Regions from separate parts of the Homo sapiens genome. Here region 1 is linked to region 2. Evidence: read pairs that join two places in POLR2A ChIA-PET (ENCODE). Cell type or tissue: PC-9. All regions are shown on one strand. Each heading gives the region's core, and the rest is flanking DNA. Links, peaks and the distances in the headings are about the cores only. Region 1 overlaps RBFOX2 (RNA binding fox-1 homolog 2). Region 2 holds the start of LOC284912 (a long non-coding RNA gene).

The links. Peaks named below come from ENCODE experiments on the same cell type or tissue, not always from the same donor. Only the 100,000 strongest peaks of a DNase experiment are listed, where the experiment ranks them.
Region 1: POLR2A ChIA-PET joins it to region 2 with 15 read pairs; 2 of 35 experiments call an interaction of 5 or more read pairs at or near these places.

The regions. Positions count from the first base shown.
Region 1 is chr22:35,863,467-35,875,654 of GRCh38, reverse strand. All of the region lies in intron 2 of RBFOX2 (RNA binding fox-1 homolog 2), which reads left to right. Among named protein-coding and RNA genes, the nearest start is that of APOL5, 150 kb to the right of the region's middle. In PC-9, for the core only: no CTCF peak of the experiment used is centred there; no DNase peak of the experiment used is centred there; H3K27ac peaks cover 610 bases.
Region 2 is chr22:35,635,561-35,647,748 of GRCh38, reverse strand. LOC284912 (a long non-coding RNA gene) reads left to right here and starts at 9,815. Exons shown (of 4, transcript XR_001755514.1): 1 at 9,815-9,883; 2 at 10,541-10,802. RefSeq lists enhancers at 8,646-9,145, 9,146-9,647. In PC-9, for the core only: no CTCF peak of the experiment used is centred there; a DNase peak (open chromatin) is centred at 3,628; H3K27ac peaks cover 1,558 bases.

The DNA.
Region 1 (12,188 bases), core at 2,102-10,101, 230 kb before region 2:
CACACACACACACACACACACACACACACACACACACACACACACACCCTTGTGAGCATTTATTAATTCGCAGTTGATGGTGCATAGTTTGGGGAGTGGGTAAAGGATATGTTACTTTTGTAAGTACAGAATCGATTCTGACCGCTCATTCATTGAATGAAAGTTTGAGTTTCTACTACCTGTAGGTACCTTTAGGGAAGCTTTAGAAATGTAACCTGGAATTTTGCATAAACTAAACCTAGCCAGAGGCTCAGTGGCCCCCCTTTTCATTCTCTAATAGAAAAGTAAAGAGGGAGTGAGTGAGTACAAATCACCATTAAACAAAAGTAATATATTTTAGGTTTAACTATTTAATAAACCTAAAATATAAATATTACCTCACTCCCTCTTTCCTTTACTTTTCTGTTTCTTTTCCTTTTGAATGCCGGAAGACTTTAATGCTCATTATCTTAGTCTGCTAGGGCTGCTATCACAAATTACCACAGTCTGAGTGGCTTAACCAACAGCAAATTGATCTTGGAAGTCCAAGACCAAGGAGCCAGCAAGGCAGATTTCATTCTGAAGCCTCCTCTTGTGGCTTGTAGGTGACTGCCATCTAGTCTTGTGCTCACACAACCTCTTCTTTGTGCATAGGGACAGGAGTGGGGAGGGGAGCAAGCTCTCTGGTGTCTCTTTTAAGGACAATGATCCTATTGGAGCAGTGCCACTCCCCTATCACCCCCACCTTACTTAACATTAATTATTTCCTTAGAAGCTCCATCTCCTAATACAGGTACAGGGGTGGGCAGGGTGCAAAGAGGTGAGTTAGGGCCTCAACATAGGAACTTGGAGTTGGGGGGACACAAACACTTGGTCCATAACACTTGTCTTTTTAATTCATAAAATAATTTGAGTATTTACTGTGTGTTAATCACCTTGGTAGACTTGCTACTATGTAGCTGTGCAAACTCAAGGAAATTACTTAACCTCATTAGGCCACAGTTCATTTATCAGTAAAACAGAGATGTTGAACCCATTAATAGCTATGATGCATTCCAGCTTAATCACTATTACTTCCATGTTCATTTCATTCCCTTATTTTCCTCTCTCCCTAAGATTTTCTTCCCTCCCTAAGATATTTAAGATTGTTATGTCAAATTTCCTTTCTGTTTTTGACCATCCTTCTTTTTCTTTCATTCTGTTCCTTTATGTTTTTTATGTCTTAGGTTGTTTTCTGCCTCCATCCACCCCTTTCCTGAATTGGACATGTTTTTGACAACTTGTAAGTTTACTAGATTTATTAGCTCTTTAAAAGTTTAGGAGGTAGACGGAATTTTTTTTTTCCGCTCAACATACTGAAAGCCTTTAAATTAAACTTACTCTAGGTAAATTGCTTTGTACCTTTTACATTGCCTTGTACATGCCTTACCTTTGTTGCGTGTTTGATTTCTTTTCCTGTAGTCTACTGCCTTTCGCTAGGCAGGTTTCCTCACAGCATTATTTCTTAGAATTGTGAGGAGACTAGTGATACTGCTTTTCATGTATGCCTTTACTAAAGCATCTAATTCATCATATGGGCAGTTAATAAGTATGAATTGATGAGATGACAGTCGTGTATTTTTTACTCTTCAGGGAAAGAAAGACCTTGTGCTATCCCTTCCAATTTCTCCCTTTTGATCTGTGACATTTGGAAGTAGTTATGGCCGGGCGCCATGGCTCACTCTTGTAATCCCAGCACTCTGGGAGGTGGGTGGAGCACTTGAGGCCAGGAGTTCGAGACCAACCTGGGTAATATGGAGAAACCTTGCTTCTACTAAAAATAACAAAAAAAATTAGCTGGGCGTGGTGACACCTGTCCGTAATCCCAGCTACATGAGAGACTGAGGCATGATAACCATTTCAACCAGGGAGGCAGAAGTTGCGGTGAGCCAAGATCCTGCCACTGTACTCCAACCTAGGCAACAAAGTGAGACTTTTATCTAGTTGTTCTGCAGTCTCAGTGGCAGTGGCTTTTCTCCTTTTGTGAATATCAACAACAAACTACAGAGTTGACTCACAGGATGTAAAAAATTGGGGTGACATGCATGGGAGACTGTGTTGATACTAATATTTGCATGACTGATTGAGAAAGTTTGTCAGAAACATTGTCACTAGTACTATTGTAGGAACTACGCTATGAGTGGGGTGAAGTCTTGCCCTAGCATTAGTATAAATCCTTAGCCTGCTGGGCATAGTCTTAAGAAACAACCCATTCAGGGTCGGGTGTGGTGGCCTGTAATCTCAGCACTTTGGGAGGTGGGTGGATTGCTTGAAGTCAGGAGCTCGAGACCAGCCTGGCCAACATGACGAGACCCCGTTTCTACAAAAAATGCAAAAATCAGCTGGGCGTGGTGGTACACACCTGTAATCCCAGATACATGGGAGGCCAAGGCATGAGAATTGCTTGAACTGGGGAGGCGAAGGTTGCAGTGAGCCGAGATCATGCCACTGCACTAGGTGACAGCAAGACTGTGTCTCAAAAAAAAGAAAAAAGAAACAACCAATTCAGTAACAAATTTTGCAGTTTAAAGCTGTTTCTTTTAGAATTAAAACTCTCTAATCTCTGCAGTGTGGTAATGGGTATTGAGATAATGGTGGTGATAATTATAAAGTTGCTGATTATCAGCTACTGATTTTTGAATGCCGACTATTTGCCAGGCTTAATACTGCTACGGGAGGGGGTCAGGGAAGTGCTGGATAGAGAAAGGTGACCCCTGGCTAGGGCTCCACTCCTATGGACCTAGGTGAGTAGAGGCACTCCAGCTTTCATGCCCAAGTGTTGCATTTTTCAAGACCATCCTGGCCTGCCATGCCCCCCATCCTGGGCCTATAAAAACCCGAGACCCTAGCGGGCAGACATACAGGCAGCCAGATGTCAAGAGACGAACACCAGCTGAAGAAGATACAAGCAGCTGGATGGTGGGAGGACGTCAAGGGAGCAAGCCGGCAGAAGAGCACACCGACAGACGTCAGCACCCTGGCAGGCCATTGACGGGTGGGACAAGGCGGAGTTTGGCTGGGGCAGTCGGAGGAGAGCCGAGGCCACTGAGCAGCCGAACTCTAGGGCTAAACCATCTCCCTTCTGGCTCCCACATTGGTGGAAAAATCCTTCCACTCAATAAAACTTTGCACTCATTGTCCAAGTCCACGTATGATCCAATTCTTCTGGTACACCAAAGCAAGAACCCGGGATACAGAAAGCCCTCTGTCCTTGCAACAAGGTAGAGGGTCTGATTGAGCTGATTAACACAAGTCGCCTATAGACGGCAAACTAAAAGAGCACCCTATAACACATGCCCACTGGGGCTTCAGGAGCTGTAAACTCTCACCCCTAGACACTGTCATGGGGTCGGAGCCCCACAGCCTGCCCGTCTATATACTCCCCTAGAGGTTTGAGCAACGGGGCACTGAAGAAGCAAGGGGGAACAAGAGAACCTTTCCTGTTTCAATACCAAGCATTTTACAGTCATTAACATGTCGAATTCTAAGAGCAACCCCAGTAATGGACAGGCCATTCTAGCTATGTAAACTCTTCAAAGGCAGCACTTGGTACAGTGCTGGGCACTTACTTGTCAGGATTTGGTAGATGCTGAACTGATTTGAACTCTAGCATCATCTTGCTTAAAATTGTCATTCTTTGCCTACCCTTGCCCTGCCCAGCTATGGATACAGAGGTTTTACAAATTTGAATCTCTGTGCTCTAAATTAGAGAGTTTAATCTGACCTTATGTTAAGGAGCTTGCCTCGCCAGTAGTCAGCTGGTTTTTCAAATAATTCGATACCTCATTACCCATGTACCAGGGGTTAAACATTACCCTTATTAAATTGGCTAGTCTACTCACCTGGTCTTCTTGCCTTGGTGCATGGTGGCACTCTAGTTTCTCTTGGAACCTGAGCCAACTCTGAACCCTCAGCCATTTTTTGTCAGTGCCTCTTTTGAGCTTACTGGATCCCAATTCCTTTTTTGCTTTGAGTTTGATGGTATTCCTTTCCATGTGGCTAGGAAAAGTGAGACCATGCCTTGTCATCTTACACCAAAGCCCTTGAATAAGAACAGCTCAGATTAAGCTAGTCTGATATATTCTTAAGACCTGACCATTTGGATCTTGACCTCCATCTGCAGCACATAATAAGTCTTTTCCCAGTTTCTACCTTGAACAGCCTTTATTTTAGTTTCATAATTTCTGTACCCAGGACTTCACCATTTCCCTGTATTTCCATTGTTGCATATTGAGGTTATGCAGTCTGAAGCTCCTCTGAACTGTTTTTCAGAATGCCTTTCCTTCTGCTTCGGACCATCAGAGCTTCCTAGTTTCCTCTATTCCCTTCTCTCACCTTCACATTTCTTTTGTTCCCCTTTCCTCCAACCATAGAGTACACATTACTTGGGAAAACCCGATTATATAATATTTTAGAGCATAGGTCTTGGAAACATGTTTATGCACTGTCAAAGTTGCGTTTCCATTCATCTGTCTCTCCCCAGGTAATTAGCATAAATGAAAATAGTGACCTTTTAGAATATCTTTCAAGGGTGGTAGCCAACATACCAACCCAGGATACTGCTGAGTAGGAGCCAGCTGGCATGAAGAAGCAAGGACAAGAGTAAACCTTTTAAGTGGGCAGTTTCAAAAGTATAGAACTAAATGGAAGCAAGAAAAATGAGGGGAGTGTGGATATGGTGCTAATTCTAATGTGGCAAAGATTTTAAAATAATACAGAGGCAATCCAGAATACATTGAGAGCCCCAGTGAATTGTTTTCTTTAAATTTCATGTCATGTGTAGTCATGTTTCTCAATGGACAAATGGTTAGTGGACCAAATGACATTTTTTACTCATCCCTGAGTAAAAAGTCCAACGAATATAGTTCATTAGACTGCTGCTTGTTGTCTCCAAACAGATCCTGAAAGTTCAAATGACTGGGAGTCAGAACCTAAAAATATAATATACCCCACTGTTTTGGCAGGAAATTGAGACCTGCTTTTATCAGCCACTTATCCAGAAAGCATATGTTCTATATAAATCAAGCCAAATCTATATTGTCTGCAAGTATTCCTGCAATATAGTTGATGTTCATAATGTGATCCAGATATTTTCAGTATACTTCTGTGTATTTTGATTATCACATGACTTTTTATTTATTTGTTTGTTTGTTTATTTATGTTTTGAGATGGAGTCTAGCTCTGTCACCCAGGCTGGAGTGCAGTGGTGCAATCTCGGCTCACTGCAGCCTCCACCTCCTGGGTTCAAGCAATTCACCTGCCTCAGCCTCCTCAGCTAATTTTTGTATTTTTAGTAGAGATGGGATTTCACTCTGTTGGCCAGGCTGGTCTCAAACTCCTGACCTCATGATCTGCCTGCCTCAGCCTCCCAAAGTGCTGGGATGGCAAGCATGAGCCACCGTGCCCAACCATGACTGTTTTTAAATAGAAACTCCTGGGCCTCCTGCGTTCCAATTTTATTGTTTCTCTAATGACACAGCAGTGACTGCAAACCCCTTTTCTGTTATACTTTTTCTTTTGCATATAGACTACTATTTTGAACCTTTTGAAAGGGCCTTGCCACAAAAGTCCATATTTACATTCTGTATGTTTAGAGCCATGATCTCAATCAGAAATGAGAGGGAGGTATAAATCAGAATTCAGTGTTAGAGTAAGAGACTGTATAGTTCAAAAAAATTTAAACCTCTAACTCATAATAAACATTTCAGAAAGTAGGTTGTACGTGCTATTCTGGGTTGATGAAAGTTTCAGAAGATAAAAGTAAATATGATAAAGGTTTTTAAAATGGTTAAAAACACAGGTTTAGAGTCTCTCATTTTCTCACAGTGACTAAAAGAATTTCCACTTTGGTAAGTCTGCAGTAGAAGTATGTCATTAGAGCTTCTTCAGACTAAAAGATGAGGGATGACTTGAGAAAAATTTGGACATGACCATAAGGGGCAATATATTCTTGACCCAAGATTTTCTCCTGAGGACTTGAACCAGATTAGCTTAAACAACTGTTTAAAGAAAAAACAACATCAAAAGGCTCACGCCTAGAATCCCAGCACTTTCAGAAGCTGAAGTGGGAAGATGGCTTGAGGCCAGGAGTTCCAGACAAGCTTGGACAACATATTGAGACCCTGTCTACATTTTTTTTTTTTTTTTTTTTTTTTTTTTTTTTTTTTGGTCAGCCGTTGGCTGGGTGTGGTGGCTCATGCCTGTAATCCCAGCATTTTGGGAGGCTGAGGCAGGTAAATCACTTGAGGTCAGGAGTTCCAGACCAGCCTGGACTGGACAAGTGAAACCCTGTCTTTACTAAAAATACAAAAATTAGCCAGGCGTGGCGGTGGGTGCCTGTAATCCCAGCTACTAGGGAGGCTGAGGCAGAGAATCGCTTGAACCCAGGAAGCAGGTTGCAGTGAGCCGAGATCGCACCACAACAAACAACAAAACCCCACAGAAGTCTTTCTTAGTGGACTAGCCCCTTTAGTAAGACAGTTGGAATGTGTTGGAGCTGGAATGTTTTCTTGTCAGTTGGTTCCTGACTTGAAAGAATCACAGTGGGGTGGGGTAGCCTAGGAATTGGATCTCTGGCCTAGCCCTTAGTAGAAAAAGGGATTGAGGTTTCTGTGAAAGCAGTTGAGGGTTAGAAATAAAGGTAAAGCCCTTTAACCAAAGGAAAACATTCAAAAGAGGTAGCATTAGGAAGTAGACTTGGGGGGAAATACCTAAACTAGAAGTAATGATTGTTTGCCAAGGAAAGATAGGTGTGTTTAAATGGAACAATACCTTAAAGAAGGAATTGTCTCATGACCTTGTTAATTTCTGGCCTGTTGTTTCTTAATCTTTATTTTGAGTCTCGAACATCTTTGAGAATTTAATGAAATCTCTGGACTAGGTCCCCAGAACAGTGTACGTATTTACAACATTTTGCAACACAGTTTTCAGGAGATCATGGGCCTTGTGAAGCTCAACCATATTAAGAATACATTAACTAGTGCCCATACTTAGTGGAAACTTGGCACGTGCCACCACACCTGGCTAGTTTTTAATTTTTTTTTTTTTAAAATAGAGACAGGGCCTGACTATGTTGTCCAGGCTGGTCTTGAACTCCTGGGCTGAAGCAGTCCTCCCACCTTGGCCTCCCAGATTGGTAGGATTACAGGTGTCAGCCACCACGCCTGCCTATTATCTTATTTTAAAAAGATTATTCCAAAAGTATCTGTGATAGATCCTTTCTCACTTTTGCTGTTTAAAATGGGAAGTAACAAGCACTATGGTGTTAACCTACACTTTCTATGAAGGTTCTACATATTAGTATTGGTCCTTATTTGATTCAAGCCAAAATTTCTATCCTAATTTTTCTTAAGTTCCAATAGTTTATATAGGTAATATAAAAACTGGTTTTTATATTTGTTTATTTATTTTTGAGACAGCATGTCATTCCTGTCACCCAGGTCCCATTGCTCAGGCTGGAGTGCAGTGGTGCCATTGTGGCTCACTACAGCCTCAACTTTCTGGGCTCAGGTTTTTCTCTGCCTCAGTCGCCTGAGTAGCTGGGACTACAGGCTCACACCACCACACCCAGCTAATTTTTTGTATTTTTAGTAGAGTTAGGGTTTTGCCATGTTGCCCAGGCTGGTCTCGAACTCCTAGGCTCAAGGGATCCTCCCACCTCAGCCTCCCAAAGTGCTGAGATTACAAGTGTGAGCCACTGTGCCTGGCAGAACTGGTTTTTAAAAAGTGGTGTGATATGCTGTGTTGGATATTACGTTGGCAATTAATCATATCTAAAAGTGTTTATGTCTTTTGTTTGATAGTCATATTTTGTTTTTGGCTAAGAGGATTCAAGGGAACTTCCTCTGGAGGTAAAAAAGAAAAAATTTAAAAAAATTTTAAATTGTAGAACTGATGGTCAAATGGAAGATGGGAGCCCTTAATTTTTTCTTCATAAAATAGTTTTCAAAGAATGCTAATTTTAAAAAGCTAATCAAACTTACTTACAGAGGGCCCATCTCTTTAAGTTCTGGTAACCCTTACCAAAGCAACAATATTTAGTTAGTATATTTAAGAAACATGAATAACAAATTAAAAAGGCTATTACAAGGTGGTTTCTGCATACTGATTTTGTCCTATGGTGTGAGCAATTGTGTGTCTAGTAAACGCAAAGAATACATTGTAAAGCCCATACAATGATTTGGTAACTCCAAAGGAAGAAATACATGATATAATCATTACAAACATTAGGTGTCATCACTTTATGGCATTCTGGGTGACATCAAAATATAAAACTGCTGGCAGATGTACTCATATTATTCTGGATTTCAGTGCCAAGTAGATTTTGTTTTCATTAAACTTTGTTTTGAGATAATTGTAGATTCATGCAAATGTTTCAAGTGTGGTATTTGATGGAATTTTGACATAGGCAAACTACTTGTGACACAATCACAGGAAAGGTAGTGAATATATCTGTTAACCTTAAAAGGTTCTTTTCTTTATCATTTTGCCACATTTGCTGTACTATTCTCTTTTTTTCTGAACCATTTGAAAGTACGTTTTAAGTGTGTGTGTGTGTGCATGTGTGTGCATATAAAATCCCTTCAGTCTTAGATAATTTCATATTTATTTTCTAAGAATAAAGGCGTTTTCTTACATAACCACAATGCAGTTATGAAATCAAGACATTGAACGTAGATACTGTTACACATTCTGTAGGGCTCCAAGGGCTCTCTAATTCTGTGATATTTCTTGGATGGGGATGTTGAGACTCCTGGTTAGAGCCTGGCCAGGGTAGAAGTGAAGGCTCCTCACTTGGCCTTTCCTGGCGTGAGTGGGAGTGAAGTGGTATTTGGCTGGATTAAGGCAGCCTGCATGTTTTCTGTCTTGCTAGGCCACCCCTTTTCTTGTTCTTTGGCTGAGAGGAGCCTTTCACTGGGGGCTTTTTTTTGTCAGTGCCTGTTGGTGTTTCTGGGTCCTTTAGTTGCAAGTCTGGGCTACATGAGGCAAGAAGAAAACCCAAGGAACTCACCACCCTGTCTAGTTTTCTTGCTTCTTTCAACCTTTGAGGAGTCATCTTATGTTTAATATATGAAATGTCTAGGGTTTTAAATTGTACTTAGTGGGAGGGATAGGGAAAAGTATGTGTATTCCATCTTCCTGGAAGCAGAAGTCTGTAGTTTTGTTTTATGTTAATTAAATAATAGTATGTCTATCAAAGAGATGCATGTGTGTAAATTAATGCATAAATATAAATATTCCAAGATAAATTGTTTGAAATTAATAAATATAAATGAGTTTGAAAATTAATGTATGCACTTTCAAAAAAATGGCGTATATATTATGTTCCAAATTGCCTTTCTGTGTTTATTTTAGGAATTAAAATTCTAAGAATCATAAGACTACAAAGGTATTTAGGAAATACATATTTAATTATGCAGTTTGAATAAACCTTCACGTTGTCTTTTCTGGTATACCCCCAAAAGTCTTTTGTTATTGTTTGCTTTTGATTGATGGCAGGTTTTAAAAGCTTACCCCTAAACCAACCTTTTGAGAAATTTTACTTAAAATATACTATTTTTCTAGTTATTAAAATGTAATTATCAATCTGTAGCATATGTAGTTCCAGCTGGATCTCTGTGTCTTCTAATTTATCCCCAGTGCATATCCATCTTAGACACACTGGCTACAGTGTGATAGCCAATATTTGGCATGTTGTTGCTTATTGTGTTAACAATTTTAATTTTTTTCCTTGATTTGCTGTTATTCATGGCATAGCTGCCTTTTTTTTAGCTAAAGAACAACACAACAGTCCTTTATCTGAAACTCTGGAAGCCAGATATGTATTATCATTTGGAATCTTTTGGGTTTTAGAAAGAATATGCAATACATGTACCCTATATTAGGCTAACCACCAGTATTTGGGTAAGAGGCAACACTGTGTAATCATACTCATCTATTTGCAGCTAAATGTTTTTGAATATTCACACCATAATATTGTTATATCCACACTAGTTTAGGTCACATTTGTCACTAAGTGAATCCCTCTTCTATCAAAGTGAATCCCTCTTCTATCACCATCAAAAAAAAATAATAATAAAGATGGGGGAGGGGAAAAGGATGGTGAAGAAAGAAACTTAGTTTTCCAGGCTTTTTGAACGCTGGAATTAAAGATACGGGTTTTTGGACCTGTGTAGGTAGGGCAGTCACCAAGCCTAGTCAGAGGAAAAGCCCCTGTTTAGTCCTGAACTCCTCAGTGTTTAACTGAGGAATTGGTGCTATAGGCCTGGTGTTACCAACTATGATTGTTTTCAATATAAAACAAAAGTGGCTATTGATTTAATCCTGTTATATGGTGTTGATCTTAAAAACTCATTGGATTCATACTAGGATTTAGGGTTTAATCCTGTAAGGATCATACTAACTTTCATCTTATTTATCCTAAATCCCTCTTTAATCTTATTAATCATGCCAGGCTTTTTTTCCAAGGGCCGAGATATACATCCATCCATCCATCCATCCATGTATGTAGTATATATTCATACAGTTATTTTTCCAAAGTTATCTATCTTTCTATGAAAGAGAAGATCAGTTTTCTCAAAGAGAGCCAAAGACCCATGAATACTTCTGCAGAGTAGCATTAGTATTGCAAGGATGACATCAGTTCTGTATTCTTAAACCTAAGATTAAAGTAGGTCTTGGCAGGGCCTCCTGAGAGGGAATCTAGTCTTAGCCTTGGATTTCCTGAGAAGGCATATGGCACTCTTCTGAAAGTGGGATGTTATTTCAGTTTAGAAGCTCTTAGTCAAAAAATATTGGATGAATTAATTGCAATGGAGACACTGCTTTCTAATAGTGGAACAAAAAGTCATTTCTTAGCTTTTGACCTTTGCCCTGAACTGGTGCTGTGTGCATTAGGAAAAGAAAATACACATTTGGTCTTAAGTCACTGTTTCTACTTTGCACAATATAACTGATTCAGACCTTGTGCTCTGTTTCTTTCATTTCTCAAAGGATAATTGTCAGTGACCATCCTCTCCAAGCAATCAAAGTAATAGATCCTAAGTATAAGTTATTATTTTTCTTATTTCTACTTTTGGGGGTGGGAAGTTTGAGAATTAGATCAAAACTTTTATTGATTGATTCAGCAACCAGTAAACCTGTACCAAATGTTCACCTTTGGGGCCTCACATGATTATGTTCCCTCTAGTTATTGGGTGGTGGTTGTCATCATTGTTTTCAACTGATTTGCCCACATTATACAGTTTTGACCTGGACTGAGTAACTTATGTAAATTCCTTAAATTGCTATATTATAGTGGTTTCAGGTCATGGGGAAAAAACCCTGGTAGGTACTATGAACCCTTCTATGTTTATTTCACTTATGACTTAATTACTCAGATTCCTAGATATAAAAAGTGTAGCAAAACATTGTATTATGAGTTAAAATAAAACTGGCTTTATTTTTTGATATTTTATGTTCAGCTGTACTTTATTTTTTCCAAGTGAAATAGGTAAAAAGGTCTTTTATGCATATATGATTATGAATGTTTACTTTGCATATTAATTTAAAAGGAAATTAAGAGAATATGTTTGCAAAAACAGATGAATCATTATTAATGAAAATCATGTAATGCTGACACTGATCTGAGAAGCAGAAGAAGTTTTTACCAGGATCTAATTGTATAAATGGGAAATTTAGGGTTAAGGAACTCACTTTAGGTGTTGGAGTAATTGTATATATGCATGCTTTGCCCGAAGTGAGGAGGGGCAACTTCGATTTCTAATCCGCTTTGGGGGAAGTTCCATATCAGAGCTGCACAGAAACATTCAGTGAAGCAGCTCCTTTATCATAAAGGGAATTTTAATTTAAAAATATTCTTGCATCGTGAGCAGGGTAAACGACAGCTGGCTACACTGGGCATTTATCTCCTTCAAACCACATTACCAGTAATTGCTGCATTAAATCAAAGTCAGAAGAGATTACAGGTCTGAATGGATCAAGGGGCTAGTGCTAACCCAAGGATTCCCACAACTGCTACATTGCTGCTCTTAGAGCCCTGTCTCTATCCCCAGTAGGTATGAGAGTCAGGTGCAGCTGTCAGATTCCTGACAGCTCATCTGTAAGGCATGAGCATAGTGAACACAATCCAAGAAGAGGGGCAGGTACACGCTCAAGACACCCTGGCCGCC
Region 2 (12,188 bases), core at 2,253-10,252:
GCCTCCCAAAGTGCTGGGATTACAGGCGTGAGCCACCGCACCTGGCCTCAGAATGAAAACTTAAAAAAAAATGATAATTTATTCATTTAGTGGCAAAACCTGACCTGATCTGGCATGAATTCACCTGTGGTTTTTATGTCTCCTGCTTAATTTGAATATTTACAGTCACTGCAGAAATATTAATATGTTTGACTGAGGAGGGCTGCTGCGGGTGCGTGGGTTACATAGTACACGATACCTGCACCCCATTACCTTTCTAAAAATCCCCCAAATCAGGAACTCTGACATGCATCTGGCCTCAAGGATTGGAGATATAGGATTGTGATACTCTGTCTCCCACTTTAAGGAAGAGGAAACCCAGGCTTCTAGAAGTTGTGGGTTGTTTGTGATTACACAGCTAAGAACCAGTCCTAGGCTCTGTGTCTACAAGAATGAGCCCACAGTGAGGTTACGGGCTGAGATCTGTGTCTCTCTAGCATTTGTGTCAAATTGTGATCAGAAGCCATGTGGTTTGTTTGTATTTATATGCCCAGAAGTCCCCAGTCACCACCCCTAGCTGAGACCACATTGGAGGCTGTTGCTTTGCAGAAGGTGCGGCCCACCTAGCCAGTCCTGGCTTTGCTGTGATAGAGGCCACCTCCTGTCCCTGGGCCCTACGAGCAGGAATGAGGGGTTAAGGGCTGCTGAGTTGGGTCTTGTAGGGGCCTTTCCAACCGTGGCATCCCGGATTCCACAACCCACCCCTGCTCCTGGCCTCCCACACTTGGGGAACACGCTAAACACAGCCTGACCTTGAGGAGGACTTGGCTGCCTGGCTGGGGCCGCTGAGCCATCCCAGGCCTGCCTGTTGTTTTCCCTGGCAACGGACCCAGATGTTGTGGTCACTGCTCGGTCCTGGGAGTCTCAGGGGCCAGACCGGCCATTGGATGGGGGCAGTGTTTACCACCAGGGCTCTTGTGAAACAATCGCCCCAAGAGATGCCATGTGAGAAAAATGTTCTGTAGCCAAATGCAGGAAGTGCTGCTTATGTAAGGGGACAGAAAACATCCACCCTATAGCTCAGATGAACAAAAGTAGGGAGTCGCTTAATTTCCTAGAGTCCACTTCCCTTCCCTCAAGGGACCCAAGACCTGCTGAAAAGAAACAAACTTGCCTGAAGGCCCCTTAGTCTCTTGTGATTTAAAACACACTCTCGGACCGGGCGCGGTGGCTCACGCCTGTAATGCCAGCACTTTGGGAGGCTGAGGCAGGTGGATCGCTTGAGGTCAGGAGTTTGAGGCCAGCCTGACCAACATGGTGAAACCCTGTCTCTACTAAAAATACAAAAATTAGCTATGTGTGGTGGCGGGCACCTGTAATCCCAGCTACTCGGGAGGCTGAGGCAGGAGAATCGCTTGAACCTGGGAGGTGGAGGTTGCAGTGAGCCGAGATTGTGCCACTGCACTCCAGCCTGGGCGACAGAGCGAGACTCTGTCTCAAAAAAACAAACAAACAAACACACACACACACACACACACACACACATCTTTGGGTAAAGTCTCTCATTTGGGGGTGAATGTTCAGGCAATTTAAGTTCAAATTTTCTATCAGGGCTTTTTATGTTTTCTGAAAAGTTTGCCTCTCATTGAGGCTGCAGTGAGCTGAGATTGCACCACTGCACTCCAGTCTGGGTGACAGAGCAAGACCCTGTCTCAAAAAAAAAAAAAAAAAAAAAGAAAGAAATTTGCATGCCTCGGAGATGGCACCTGGGGGCAGGGGCTTGTGCTGGCCCTCTGGGGTTCCACTGGCCCACAAAGAGGGTCCTTTGTGACCCTTCCAGCAGGCATTGCTGGCTCCTGGACACCTGGGTTCTGGTTTGCCTTGGCACCTCTCTGAGGAGCTGCAGGTTTTCTGTGTTGCAGCCACAACCAACCCACTCTGGGCTCAGGCTGTCTGCCTCCCAGAGAGCTCATCACGCCTCGGCCCAGTGGCCCCTGGCACAGGCAGGGACCATCCGTCCTGGGATGGGGGAAAGGCCTTGAAGCACACTTTGACCCTGAAATTCTTGGATTCTAGAAATTTCTTTTCTTCTCTCTGGCTACAGCATTTAGGGAGAGTTTGAACCTAGGAGGCGGAGGTTGCCTAGAGTTTGAGCAAATGCTGCCCTGAGACTGCAATTTGCCAAATGTAGCAAAAGTTCTATCGTGGCCTCCATTGCTTTGCCTGGAAGCAGTTTCAGGATCCTGGGAGCCCAGGCCAGAGCGAAGCAGGGAAGCAGCCATTACAAGGGGAGAGTGGAGCACTGAACTTGAACCCAGGACCACCAAAAGGGCCAGGCCTCGCATGGCCACACCCTTGTTGCTTGGCGTACAGCAACTAACCCTCACCCACTTCCATCCCATCTCCTTCCCGGGGTTCTTGTGAGGAAGGTTTTTGTTCGTTTGTTTTTTGTTTTGTTTTGTTTTTTTGAGACAGTCTCGCTCTGTCGCCCAGGCTGGAGTGCAGTGGTGCGATCTCGGCTCACTGCAACCTCTGCCTCCTAGGTTCAAGCAATTCTCCTGTCTCAGTCTCCAAGTAGCTGGGATTACAGGCATGTGCTAATACGCCTGGCTAATTTTTGTATTTTCAGTAGAGATGGGGTTTTGCCATGTTGGCCAGGCTGGTCTTGAACTCCTGACCTCAGGTGATTCACCCGCCTTGGCCTCCCAAAGTTCTGGGATTATAGGTGTTAGCTATCATGCCCAGCGGAATGAGTTATCTTGACAATGGTAAAGGTTGATGCACGCACCAGGTGCTCTGGCCATCATTACCATTTTTGTATACACAGGACTCATCTTTTTTTTTTTTTTTTTTTTTTTGAGACAACGTTTCACTCTTGTTGCCCAGGCTGGAGTGCAATGGCACGATATCGGCTCAGTGCAACATCCGCCTCCCTGGTTCAAGCGATTCTCCTGCCTCAGCCTCCTGAGTAGCTGGGATTACAGGCGCCCACCACCACCCCCGGCTATTTTTTTTGTATATTTAGTAGAGACGGGGTTTCACCATGTTGACCAGGCTGGTCTTGAACTTCTGACCTCAGGTGATCCACCCGCCTCGGCCTCCGAAAGTGCTGGGATTACAGGCATGAGTCACCGCGCCCAGCCCCAAGGATTCATCTTTCATGAGAGATCTGAGAGAGCGAGAGAGGGGATGTCTCTTTCTTTCTACCCTGGATTAAAAATGAAGATGTCTGGCATCCTGGGTTGGAGGGATGGGAACTTCCATGTGCAGAATGTTACATGTGGAGCACGTGCTCGGAATATTTCACTCATCATCGCATTTTATCCATATGCTCCTTCTATGAAGCAGGGAGCACAAGCCCAATATATAGCTGCCAAGACTGATGTTCATGGGTCCAAGGACCTCATCCAAGATCACAGTGTCTGACATGACTAGGGTTAGGCGTAGAACCCAAATGTGTCTACCTCCAGTTCTTTGCACTAAAACACATCACAGAAGTCCACATCTCTGCTCTGTGGCTGAATGATCAGTGAGTTTGCAAACTGCTCTCCTTGTGGTAGCCTGGCCAGGGGTGGGGTGGAGGTGGGCAGGGGCTGGAACAGGAGGTACAGGTTGTGCAAGAGGCAAGGTTAGTTGGCATTTTGGTTAGCAGGTTGCAAGTGACACATCATCTTGGAGCAGTGTAAGCAAAAACAAGGAAGCCATTTATCCAGCTTGGTTGTTCTTATACTGCAAGTCACAATTTACAGTGTCATGAAATCAGCTTAGTGGGTCTCAAGAAATAATAAAGGGAAATGAGGTTGGACATGGTGGCTCATGCCTGTAATCCCAGCATTTTAGGAGGCTGAGGCTGGAGGATTGCCTGAGCCTAGGAGTCAGACCAGTTTGGGTAACATGGTGAAACCTTGTCTCCACAAAAAAATGCAAAAATTAGCCGGGTGTGGTGGTGCGCCTATGGTCCTAGAGACTGGTGTGTGTGTTGAGGGGATGGGGGATGGGGGGTGCTGAGGTGGGAGGATCACTTGAGCCCAGGAGGTTGAGCCTGCAGTGAGCTGTGATCGAGATTGTGCCACTGCACTCCAGCCTGGGAGACAGACCATCTCAAAAAAAAAAAAAAAGACAGACAGAAAGAAAGAAAATGAAATGAGATAAAGTAAAAAATATCAGAGTATATCATACATAATAAGGGTATAAGTAGTGTTTCATGGAAATTATGTCCATATAGTGATGATGCACACACTTACGTGTGTGTGTGTGTGTGTGTGTGTGTTATGGATTGCACTGTGAAATGGGTCACAGATAGAATGCTCGAGAGCTACTGACCTGTTCACAGAATCAAAGGAAAACCCAGAAGGTTTCAGGCAGCTCCAGGTTCAGGGACCAGGAGCCCCACTGTAGCTCTCTCGCTGTCTCTCTCTCTCTTTCTCTCTCTCTCTTCCAGCCTCATTCTGTCCCACTACAGGTGGGCTTTTTCCATAACAGAAAGAAGAGAATTTCAAGTCTATTACAATTCATGTCCTTCTAGTTCCTGGATTGGAGATGCAAGAGCATTTTCCCCACCAGATCCAGTAAGAAAATTCTTTGGAAAGGTCTCTCTAGGTTAACCTGTGTTCCATATCCCACTGGTCTCTGTGGCTGGGGTTATTTGGTTCTCTGATCCCTCAGTCCAGGTTACATTACCTCTCCGATAACAAAAGCAGTATTCTAGTATCCAGAAAGTCCTCACTGAGCCATGAGGTTGGAGGGAGGTAAAAAGGGTACCCAATAAAAGGGGTGCTCTTCTGTAGGAGTCAGCTGGCGAATGCCCTCTCTGGGGGAGGGGGTGTCAGGTATTAAAGGGCTGGCTACCTCTGATGTGGCCCAGAGACCCCCGATAGCGTTTTGTGAAGTGGCATGTTCCTGGCAGCTGGTCTTCCAAGGTGGGAGCCTCTGGGTGCCCTGAGTACCCTGGCTTAGCAGCCACTCTGCTCCAGCTAGAAGAATCCATGTTAGGATTTCCTATAACCTCTCTAGGCTTGGGCTTCCCATCACTCCACATGCATCACAGAGAATGGGCCCCTCTGGCAATTGCCCTCCACGACCATCGGGACTCCCTCTTTGCTGGGCTGAAGATGGTGTTATCTCCCCCAGAGGCTTTGTGTCTGTACATAGGGAACTGCTGGACATGCTCCAGGAAGCCTCACTGTGGCCAAGGATGAAAGTCCACAGGCCATCTGAATCTGTGGCTCCAGGAAGCCTTGCTGTGGCCAGGGATGAAAGTCCACCAGGCCACTGAGGAGCAGCAGACCTAGTTCTGCTCCCACTGTGGCTATGGACATGCTGTTTCCCCTGCAAGTGTGGGCAGCTGGGCTCTGGCTGGCTAGCCAGGGATCCCCTGTGACCTCATGATGCTCCAGAAGGGAGTGTCTTCCAGCAGGAGGAGCCTCAGCCTTCAGGAATGAGTGTGGGACAGGGCAGGCTCCCCTTGAAACACCAGGGCCCCTCCCTCTCTAAGCCTCCATTTTCACATCTGCAAAACAAGGGGATCTCCCTGGATAAGTCAAGGTCCTTTTCTTGGCTGTGATCCTATGACCCTTAGAATCTACCATTCTGTGATTCTTGCTGAGATGCTATGATTCAAAGAGTATTTTGCATCTCTGTCGCTTTGTATCCAAGTCTTATTTGCTCCCCAGCCCTGTGGATTGTTTTTTCAGACTGCCCCTTGCATCCCAAGAAGGCCAATCACAAAAAATATACATTGGTTTTGACACAGGATTTTTTCTTGGTCACTTTGCAAGCCGGGGACCTCTGGCCGGCAATGCCCCACCTGGGCCTCTCTTGGCCATGCTACCTGCTGCATGAGATGGCCTGCTCAGTCGGCCCACCGTGGTTGAGTCTGGCTTGTGTACCAGTTCCCGAGTTCTTGTCCTGCACCCAAGAAGAGTGAGGATACACTGACAATTGAAGAGTGAGCAAGGTGGGGAGTTTTATTGAGTGATGAAACAGCTTTCAGTGGAGAGGTGACACGTGGGTGGCCCCCCTATCCAAAGGCAGGAAAGTTCCTCCACTGTGGCTGAGTCTGGTCTTTTATAGGCTTAGAATGGGGGAGGGGCAGGCTGTAGGTAGTATTAGAAAAGGCAACATTCCACTGCTACAAAGCATTATTCAGAAAGAATCAATCGGGAAAGGGTGGGCAAACAGGAACAGATGTTCTCACTCTGGGTTGAGGGTTTCATCCAGGACCAGAAGTCTGGTCTTTCAGCCTTCAGGCTGTGTTTTGGCTTGAAGGTAGGGTTTCACCAAGGACCTGCCCCATCTGCCTGGTCCTTTGGCTGCCTCCTGTTGCTCTCAGTGTCTTCCCTCACTCTCATCCTGGCCCCCTGCCTTATCTAAGGGACTTAGCTTCAGTGGCAATGAGCTTAAGCTCTCCCACCTCTCTACCCATTGCTAGGTGACATCAGAGCAGGACCTACATCTTTTCTCCTTGGCAGTTAGCACCTAGCACAGTGAACCTTTGTTGACTCCGAGGGACCTAAATTTCACAGCTCATAGTAGGTCTGGTTCAAATATAATGAGTTGGAGAAAATCGCATGCACCAGAATCCCAGAGAGGGTGGGGGCCTGTGGAGGGGTGGGGCTTGGCAGCTAAACTGAGCAGTCCTCCATGAGCAAAGCAGGTAGGACAGAACACAAGCTCCAGTCCTTAGGAGAAGCAGTTTTTGGGGCAAGAGGGCAAACCATAGCATCTGACAATGGAGGAGGTGTGGAGCCGGGAAGAGGCCAAATGGGCCAGAAAGCACTGGCAAGTTGTGGGACCAGGGCAGAAGCCACAAAGCAAATGGGGTTTTATTTGGTTGTTGCTGCCTGGCATCCAGTCAGGATGGTCTCCCTATGGCCCTGGGATGCTGCCAGCTCCTTCTGACTGTGGGCCTGGATACTCTACTGTGGCCCTGAAGAAGGGCTGGTTAGGGTTAGGCTCAAGGCAGTGCCTGGTGACAGCCACATCTGGGCTGCCAGGAGGTCCCACACGTTTCTGCATTTAAGGTGAAGATTATTTTTCTTTAAGTCTCTAAAATTCTTAAAGCTTAGATTCCAAAATCCCATGGGAAAGAAGGCAAGTATTTGACTTGACACAGAACTACTCAAATTCCTATCTTATCTTGTGCTGTGCAGAGCTCAAGGGTTACTGTCTAAGGACAAGGCAAATTTGCAGAGAGGCCAGGAAGTCTTCTGAATTAAGGGGGAAGAAGTCGGCTGGGTGCGGTGGGTCACACCTGTAATCCCAGCACTTTGGGAGGCCAAGGAGGGCAGATCACCTGAGGTCAGGAGTTCGAGACCAGCCTGGCCGACATCGCGAAACCCCGTCTCTACTAAAAATACAAAAATTAGCCGGGGGTGGTGGTGGGCACCTGTAATCCCAGCTACTCAGGAGTCTGAGGCAGGAGAATTGCTTGAACCCGAGAGGCGGAGGTTGCAGTGAGCTGAGATCGTGCCACTGTACTCCAGCCTGGGCGACAGAGTGAGACTCCGTCTCCAAAAAAAAAAAAAAAGAAAAGACAAAAAAAAAAGAGGGAATAAGTCCCCTCGCTCCTTCCCTGTAGATGACCAGAGCAGGAGTCTTGCATCGATGCTGAGATGGACAAGGCTCCTATAGCCCCTACAAGCAGCTTGTCCCCCAAAGATCTGTACCACTGACCTGTGCTCAGAGCGCCATGGAGAGGGGAGCACACATGACAAGAAGGGGCCTAACAGGCATCTGTCCTTGGCGATAGGTGTTATGGGCTAATCTTAGGTTATTTTATTAGGGCAAGAACATACCTCTTTTGTTTCCCATTGCGGACCAGCACTGAATGCAGATGACGACATCAGATGAGCTGATCTCTCCACCTCTTTCTCTTAGAAGTTCTTTTTTTTTTTATTATTATTATACTTTAAGTTTTAGGGTACAGGTGCACAATGTGCAGGTTTGTTACATATGTATACATGTGCCATGTTGGTATGCTGCACCCATTGACTCATCATTTAACATTAGGTATATCTCCTAATGCTATCCCTCCCCACCTCTTAGAAGTTCTTCAAACCAATATTGACATGGTCTGTAGTCATTCCCTAAGGTGTGGACATGAATTCTGATTTGCACAGAAAAGCAAAGCCCTGGGACTGAATGGCGCTGGCGTGATGGCTGGGGAGAAGAGAGAATCTTCTAGCAAGGATAAGCTGAGGGCTGGGAGTCCTATGAACTTGATTACAGAGATGCTTGCCTTTATTTATACCTCAGGCTCATAATGAATGGTGCAATAGCAGTAGCCATCTTTGCTGGTCTTACTATGGGCTCTGCGATCATTGCTATATGTGCTCAGGTTAATCATTTTTTTAAAAAATGTATTTTATTTATTTATTTTTTGAGACAGAGTTTAGCTCTTATTGCCCAGGCTGGAGTGCAATGGTGCAATCTTGGCTCACCGCAACCTCCGCCTCCCGGGTTCAAGCGATTCTCTGGCCTCAGCCTCCCCAGTAGCTGGGATTACAGGCATGCACCACCACTCCTGGCTAATTTTGTATTTTTAGTAGAGACGGCGTTTCTCCATGTTGGTCAGGCTGGTCTTGAACTCCCAACCTCAGGTGATCTGCCCACTTCAGCCTCCCAAAGTGCTGGGATTACAGGTGTGAGCCACTGTGCCCAGCTGGTTAATCCTTTTAATAACTCTAAAAGGTCAGTCTGCCATTGTCCTGTTTTACCGATGAGAGGAGTGAGGCTTGGAGAAGAAAACTGTGCCCAAGACTAAATGTTCAGCAAATGTCGGAGCTGGGGCCTGAGCCCAGGCAGACTGGGTTCCGAGGCCAGAATCCTAACCATACTGCCGTGAAGTCTCTAAGAGCCAAGGATTTAGAGTCAGAATTAATCAGTTTAAATTTTGTGCAGTGTTCTCTTGTTCTCACCAAAGAGAGCAGGAAGCATCTCCCGAGAAGAAAGTGACCCAGAGAGCAGGGGGACCTCAGTCCTCTCACCATTCTCATTGCGTCTGGGGCTGACTCTGGCCTCTGCAGAGCAGTGGACGAGAGCAGCGACTCTGTGATCAGGGTGTGACATGGCCTATTCACCAGAGTGAGGCCTGCACGCCAGCCAGGGCCCCAGGCACCGAGCCATCCGGGAAAGGAAACTCCCTCCCATGATGACATTCCCAGTTACTCTTGAGCACAGACAGTCTCCAGATGTTTTTTTCACTGAACACATTCCCAGAGAGTCTTGGAAACCCGGGGCAGTGCGGGGCTGGAGGCAGAGCACTGGTCCAGCGTCGGGAGAGCAGGGCAGTCCTTCGGCTGCCCAAATGTACCGTGGCTCCTGAGCAAATCCATTCTGCTCTGAGCCTGCGTTTTCCCATTTACAGTGGGTTGAAGAGTGACCCCAAAACGTGATGTCCAAGTCCTAATCCCCTTCACCTGTGAATGTGAGTTTACTTGGAAACAGGGTCTTTGCCGATGTAATTAAGGATCTTGAGATGGAATCATCCCTGATTTAAGAACAAATCCAATGAAAATGTCCTTAAAAGAGACAGAAAAGGAGAGCACACAGAGACACACAGGGAGGAGGGCCATGTGAAGATGGGGGCAGAGCCTGAAATGACGCAGCTGCAAGCCAAGAATTGTCAGCAGCCACCAAACACTAAAGGAGGAATGGAGCACATTCTGTCTCAGAGCCTCCAGCAGGGCCAACCCTGCTATACCTTGATTTCAGGCTTTCGGCCACCACACTTATGAGAGAATAAATCTCTATTGTTCTAAGTCACGAAGCTGTGGTCGTTTGTTACAGCGGCCCTGGTAAACTAATGCACTGTCTCTGAGAGCATTGATGAGGTCAGGAAGCCTCCTGTTGGGTAGAGGAGCAACTAAGAGACTGAACTTGGCCCCCACCCTGAGGCTCACAAGTGAGTGGAGAAGCCAAAGCCTGCACAAGATCACTGCATTTCCAGCTCCAGCTTGACGCACCTTCTGCACCTAAACCCAGGCTTCCCAGGCTGGAGTGGGCTCCCAGTCTCGGGGAGTGGCCTGGCTGCCTTAGGGTGGGGTGGGAGGATGGAAACTCAAACATAGGGAAGGATGAGCCCCTCAGGAACTGCAGGGGACAGAGCAGGGTGGGTGGGATGTCAGCTCTGACAGGGCCACCCCCAGGAAGCTCAGATCTCCCACTGGGACAGGGAGCCAGGGTTAAGATTCCATCTGAGCCAGCATCTTTTCTAGGGACTGCATTGGCTCTGCAGAGGGGCTTCTGGGCTTCAGGGATTTCAGCTCGGGGGGTGCTCTGGTGAGAGCAAGGGCTGCTGAGAGCAAAGCCTAGCCCCATGCAAAGTGCTTTGCAGGACTCAGAGGAGGGGATTAAGAACCCGTGGGAACAAGGAGCCGCACAGACCAGTCAGGTGAGGTTGCAGCAGGGTCATCAGAGCCTCCGTTTCTTCACCTGAAAATGCACATAGCAAACCTTGCCTTACAAGGGCTTTATGAAATGAAATGAGCTGCTGTGTGTAAAGCGATTGCTGTACTGTTTGGCCGAAGCTTTGTTATTGAAAGCATTGCTTTCCTTACAGGCTTGAATTGCACCTGAGTTCCAAAGGAGAAGTTGACATTCTTCCAGAACATATGCCCAGTGTCTTCAACTTGAGATGGAGCTGGGATGCCAAGTCTGCAAATGTGGGTTTTGGGCTTGGACAAGCCTGGGTTTGCATCCCAACTCTGCCCTTTGCTGGGACTGTGGCCCTGGGAAAAATGAGCCTTTCTGAACTTTCCTGATGGCACTCATAAATGGGAGACAGTATCGATGTCAGGCTGTGAGCATGCATGCTGCACATAGTAGGTGTTTAATGATGTTTCTCAATAACAAATGATTTGAAATAAAGGCAGCTGTGTGAAGCACTGATAGTAAATGTGGCCAGGGGCACAGATAGCAGGCAGCTGGGAGGGAGGGAAGAGGGTCTGCTTCTTGAGGGGTGATCAGGGAAACTATATTAGTAGGAATGTTTTTGTTGTTTTTGTTGTTTTGTGTTTTTTTGAGATGGAGTTTCGCTCTTGTTGCCCAGGCTGGAGTGCAATGGTGCGATCTCGGCTCGCTGCAACCTCTGCCTCCTGGGTTCAAGCAATTCTCCTGCCTCAGCTTCCTGAGTAGGTGGGATTACAGGCATGCGCCACACACCTGGCTAATTTTGTATTTTTAGTAGCGATGAGGTTTCTCCATGTTGGTCAGGCTGGTCTCGAACTCCCAACCTCAGGACATCTGCCGGCCTCAGCCTCTCAAAGTGCTGGGATTACAGGCATGAGCCACCATGCCCGGCTGGTAGGAATGTTTTGATTGCAAGTGACAGAAATCACTTTTGGCTCATGGAATGTGACTGTACCTTGAATAAGTAAGACATACTTTTACGTCAGGGCCTTTCTTTATATTTGCTATTCCCTCTGTTGAAATGCTTTCCCCCCACCCCGCAAGGTATTTCTGTAGTTCTCTCCTTTATCTCTTTGAATCTTTATCAAATATTTCCTTTATCTCACTGAATCTTTATCAAATCTTTATCAAATACATTTAAATTAAATTTTAAAGTACATTTTAAGCCAGACGCAGTGGCTCACTCCTGTAATCTTAGCGCTTTGAGAAGTCTGAGGCAGCTGGATTACTTGAACACAGGAATTAAAAATCAGCCTGGGCAACATGGTGAAACCCTGTCTCTATAAAAAATACAAAAATTAGCTGGGCATGGTGGCATGTGCCTGTGGTCCCAGCTACTTGGGAGGCTGGGGTGGGAAAATTGCTGAAGCCCAGGAGGCTGAGGCTGCAGTGAGCAGAGATTGTGCTGCTGAACAATTCAGCCTGGGTGACAGAGTGAGATTCTGTCTCCAATAAATAAATAAAAAGTAAGGGCCGGGTGTGGGGGCTCACGCCTGTAATCCCAGCACTTTGGGAGGTCAAGGCAGGTGGATTACGTGAGGCCAGGAGTTTGAGACCAGCCTGGGAACATGGCAAAACCCCATCTCTACTAAAAATACAAAAATTAGGTGGGGTGGTGCATGCCTGTAGTCCTAGCTAATCAGGAGGCTGAGGCAGGAGAATTGCTTGAACCCAGGATGCAGAGGTTGCAGCGAGCCGAGATCATGCCACTGCACCCCCGCCTGGGCGACAGAGTGAGATTCCATTTTTGAGACAGAGTTTCACTCTGTCTCAAAAAAAAGAATCTCCCACTCTCTGCT